2 separate regions of the Mus musculus genome follow, and region 1 is linked to region 2. Evidence: chromatin loops called from intact Hi-C (ENCODE). Cell type or tissue: left cerebral cortex. All regions are shown on one strand.

Region 1 (2,500 bases), 100 kb after region 2:
CTTTGAGCTTTCCTTGGCAGCTTGTACTTTACGTATTAATTCCCAATCTCTTTCCAATGAGAGAAGTTTGTGCTGTTCAACATGTCTTGAGAATTTCATTGTCTGACTGCAATCCCCAAAGTATAGGCAGAAAGGAGCAAACACCAATACCTTTTTGAATATCAAAATAATGCGTGCTGTGTTAGTCTTGGTAAACTGTAAAATTCCCTAGAAAGGAAGAAAAACACCCCCAGGAAAACACTGACAATTGAGGCGGATAGTAGGGGCTAAAAACCAACACCTGAGCCTTCGAAATAAAACAGGTTTACTCAGCTGGGGTCAGCTATAGTCACTTAGTTATGGTATCCTTAGTAGGAATTTTGGGGTCCCCAGGATAGAATTCATGAGAGGAAGAGTTTGTACTCTCTCTCTCTCTCTTCCTTTCCTTCTCTCTCCTCCCTCCCTCCCTCCCTCTCTTCCTTTCTTTCTGTTTCGATTAAGCACAAAAGTTTCCTTTATCTGTGCTGGATACAAGCAGCATATCATAAAATTAAGTTTTCTATTAGGCAACACTTAAGCATCTGCACCTGCGAGCATGCACGAATAACATCAGTATGTGGATTTAGGCATTAAATTCTCAACTTTATGACACACTGAAACCATAGCAAAGGGCGGAAGGATGTGGGAGGGGACCTAAGCACTGCAGGGCTCTAAGCAACTGCAATAGAGTGAGGAAGAGGCTCATGAAAACTGTGTGTGTGTGTGTGTGTGTGTGTGTGTGTGTGTGTAAGAGTCCAACCCCTTTGTTGGTCCCTTCCCAAGGAGTCTGATTGGATTATTTTGCAGATTTCTAAAATTTATTAGATATTATGCAATAAAATAAAACCTCATACATTCCATGAAGAAGTCTAATTTCTCTCTGCCAAATCTGAAAAGATTTACCAAGTCGCCTCTTCCTGGTAGCACAACATTTTGGCACCCTCTGCTGTTTTAAATTAGAAACTGCACATCACCCAGCCATGTAGCTTAATTAGAGGTAGAGATTGGAAGAATTGTATAAAGAACACAGTGGATTCGACAGTATGAGGGAACAAGCCCCCCCTGAAAATTACTCCAGACAGTGTAAGCCGAATCACTAGAAGCTTGTGAGAGGCCCTTGGTGTTCCGGATGAAGTCTTTTTGGGCCAGGCAGGTAAAATTAAAATTCTGCTGAAGAAGCTGGTGAGTGGGGCTAGGTTTCCCACTTGCAGATCTGAAGCATTAAGACTTGTTTTTGTGGGCAGACCTGTGCACACGGATGCGAAAAAGCTAGGAGTCATGGCTAAGGGCAGCAGCTGACGGGTGGGATGCTGACAGACTCTTTCATAGTTAAATGTTTGTGGAGCATCTTGTCCCATGATCCTCAGTGAGGGACTCACAGTGTATGGTACTAAAGATTAAGGGACGTCGTGTGGCATGTGGCCACTTTCAATTTGCTTAATCTAGCATTTCATAGATTTTTTAAAAATTATGACCACAGAATCCTTCTTGTAATGTGCTAACTATTATTATGAATAAAGCTTAATATACTATTAATACTATTAATGTACTATTATGAATAAAGCTTGCTTGAAAACCCAGGAATACCCCTGTGTCCAGATAGCCTCTCTCACTTCTGCCTCTCTTCTCTCCTTGCAGGCAGACATCTTCTCCGGGGCTATATTCATCAATCTAGCCTTGGGCCTGGATATATACTTGGCCATTTTCATCCTGCTAGCAATCACTGCCCTTTATACAATCACAGGTGAGTCTATTCAAGAGAATCCAAAGCTTGAGCCTGTTCCAGCATTAGTCACATGTTAGGATGGAGGCGGTAGGATTTGAGAATGGCTGTTACTTGGTCTCCACTGCAAGCCATGTGGATGAATGTCCTGTGAGAGCCCCCTGCTGGCTATGCAAGTCGGGGCAACATTTCATAGTCACTCAGGAAGAGCTTGACTCTGAAGGTTGTGTGACTAAGCCGGGACAGTTAGAGGCATTGCCAAGTGAAAAAATAGGTGGACAATGTGCCGGGCAGTGGTGGCACATGCCTTTAATACCAGCACTTGGGAGGCGGAAGCAGGTGGATTTCTGAGTTTGAGGCCAGCCTGCTCTACAAAGTGAGTTCTAGGACAGCCAGGGCTACACAGAGAAACCCTGTCTTGACCCCCCCCCCCAAAAAAAAAAGTGGACAACATAGCAGATACGGGCGTGGCGTGACTCAGAAGCAAGGTGAGCTGGCAGATACTGGAAGAAGGTGGTTACTGGGAAGTTGTGGGGGAGAGAGGGGACACAAAGGGTGATGATATAACAGACCCTTGGAAGCCCCAAATATAATGTGACTAGATTGGGAGCCATTTTGAAGTGGGAGAAAGCTATGCAAAGAGGTTTTGGAGTAAGATTTGAGGATAGCACAGACATTGGTGTCCTTTGTAGGAACGGAGGGGAAGACTCAACAGTAGGACTTGGTGCTTCATGGGGGCCCTGCATGGACGGACAAGAA
Region 2 (2,500 bases):
GAAATCACAGGAGAGAGGACAGGGGCACATCACTTCCTTGGGCAGGGCTAGGAAATACTGGGAACAGTTGGATATTCATTCAACAAGTATATACTCAGCACGCCAGGCTCTGTGGTGCATAGTCGATGCCCCTGTATGGAGTGTAGAATCTAAAAGAAGTAATAAGGTTGCAGGAGAAGAGTGGGACCAGCCAGAGCCAAGTCTGTGGTCTGTGCTGTGAGGGCAGCAAAGTGAGCTGTTGCTGAGACAATAGAGAACAACTGTAGAGCAGCTGGGGTAGGCTGACCCAGAAGGTGACAACTCATTTGCATATTACTATGAGCCTTGGAGAGAAAGTTCTAGTTGCTAGAAGACTGCCGGTACATACATTTAATCCCAGCACTCTGGAGGCAGAAGCAGAAGATGAGGTCAGCCTGGTCTACAGAGCCAGTTTCAGGGCAGTTCAGGGGCCACACAGAGAAACCCTGTCTTGAAAAATCAAAAATCCAAAACCTCCAAACCAAACAACAAAAGAAAAAGAAAAACCAGTGGGCTGGAGAGATGACTCAGCGGTTAAGAGCACTGCCTGCTCTTCCAGAGGTCCTGAGTTCAATTCCCAGTAACCACATGGTGGCTCAAAACCACATGGTGGCTCACAACCATTTGTAATGGGATCCTACGCCCTCTTCTGGTGTGTCTAAAGATAGCGAATAGGTACTCACATAAAATAAATATTAAAAAAAAAAAAAAAAAGGAAAAAGAAAAACCAGAGAGCAACTGTACGAGGGAAACCCTATCTATCATGTGGTTTCCGTTCTAGTAAACCCAGACAATTACAGAGAGTGGTGAATCTCAAAAAAGTAAAAACAAGGTTGTGTGACCAGAACGTATGCCTACGGATGAGAGCTTCTTCCGGACGAGATACTGAAGACCCTAGCACACGCAGGTACTGATTCGACTTGCAGCACCACAAAGAAAATATGATTTAGAGAATTAAAAATGACGTCTGTGGCTTGTTTTAAAATTCTGTCATGTTCGCGTCAGGGCTGGTGGAGTGTAAAGGTCTGAGCACCAGGGGGCAGTAGCGGTCAGGAAAAAGAAGGCCCGTTAAAGAAAAAAAAACGATCTCTTCTGGGCTTTACTTTAGGCGACCTTGTCAGAGCGCTGCTGTGATACACTCCCTGGATTCCGCAGCCCTCGGCTGACACAGGTGAAATTGAGAAAGAGGTAGGAAGGGTTCCAAGGAGGGGTGACAGCGTCGACCTGCTGGGCTTTCTCATCCTCTAACCACCTCTGGCTAACATCCTCCTGCCAGGGGAACAGTTCCACCCCCTGGGCTGAGCCGGTGCCAAACAACAGGTGGTAGTCAAGGTAAACAGGGCAATAAAGTTCATCAAGGTTAATTTATGGGAAATAAATGTGACTGTACCCCATTTTCATCCATTAACATTCTAAACACCTTGTTCAAAATGCCCAGGAGTATTTCTGGCTGCCAGGAAAGTTATCATTAGGGAAAAAGAGCCGGGTGGTGACTGGGGGAGGGGGGGGGGATGGCTGAATTCGCTTTTTATTTTATTTAATTTATTTTTTTATTTTTTAAAAACAGGTCTCTCTACATATCCCTGGCTGTCCTGGAGTTCACTATGTAGACCAGGTTGGCCTCTAAGTCAGAGATACCCCTGCTTCAGTCCCCAGAGTGCTGGGTTTAAAATCATGTGCCACCATACAGGGTCAGGGTTGAAGTCACTTTATTATTAGGCCTCCACTGAGAACCCTGCTTGCTCCTTTTGGTGACTTATGGTGCTATCCTCAAAATACATCTTCTCAGCCGGGCAGTGGTGGTGCACACCTTTAATCCCAGCACTTGGGAGGCAGAGGCAGGTGGATTTCTGAGTTCGAGGCCAGCCTGGCCTACAGAGTGGGTTCCAGGACAGCCAGGGCTACACAGGGAAACCCTGTCTCAAAAAACAAAACAAAACAACAACAATAAAAAAGATATATCTTCTCAAAGAGCTACGAGGAGACCCAGGAGAACTCAGCTAAGTCTGCATGGTCTCTAAGACTGAGGTCTTAGAGAGGCTCCAGGAGCATCAAAGCAGAGAGGCTATATATGGTAAACACTCAACTCTTCACTGTCGATGATCGCATCCTTCAAAGTGGGAAACTTTATTATTTATTTGTTTAATTAACTAAATTATTATTATTATTTATTATTATTATTTTATTTTTATAGTACTGGAGATTAAGCCCAGGGTTTTGTACATTCCAGGTAAGCACTGTACCCCATCCCATGAAAGTTTCTAAAATTATTTCTCTTTTTAGAGTCTAATTGACCTATATTTTTCTTTGGTTGTGTCTTAGTTACGTTTCTATTGCTGTGATAAAAGTGGCTTGGCCAAGGTGACTTAGAGAGGAAAGGGCTTGCTTGGCCTGTGGTTTGCTTGATCTGTTTGCTTGGTCTGTGGTTTGCTTGGCCTGTGGTTTGCTTGGCCTGTGGTTTGCTTGGCCTGTGGTTTGCTTG

The links. Peaks named below come from ENCODE experiments on the same cell type or tissue, not always from the same donor. Only the 100,000 strongest peaks of a DNase experiment are listed, where the experiment ranks them.
Region 1: a loop joins it to region 2, with 6 times the contacts of the local background. A loop is called at or near these places in 38 of 42 quality-filtered maps.

The regions. Positions count from the first base shown.
Region 1 is chr5:33,142,307-33,144,806 of GRCm38, forward strand. It overlaps Slc5a1 (solute carrier family 5 (sodium/glucose cotransporter), member 1), which reads left to right. Exons shown (of 15, transcript NM_019810.4): 6 at 1,657-1,762. Among named protein-coding and RNA genes, the nearest start is that of Slc5a1, 39 kb to the left of the region's middle. In left cerebral cortex, CTCF peaks have their summits at 963 (motif pointing left) and 1,889 (motif pointing left); DNase peaks (open chromatin) are centred at 976 and 1,907.
Region 2 is chr5:33,038,540-33,041,039 of GRCm38, forward strand. It overlaps Gm29892 (a long non-coding RNA gene), which reads left to right. Exons shown (of 4, transcript XR_868337.1): 3 at 800-925; 4 at 1,127-1,486. Gm40278 (a long non-coding RNA gene) reads left to right here and starts at 1,904. Exons shown (of 3, transcript XR_868338.2): 1 at 1,904-2,092; 2 at 2,213-2,248. In left cerebral cortex, a CTCF peak has its summit at 1,046 (motif pointing right); a DNase peak (open chromatin) is centred at 1,058; H3K4me3 peaks cover 596 bases.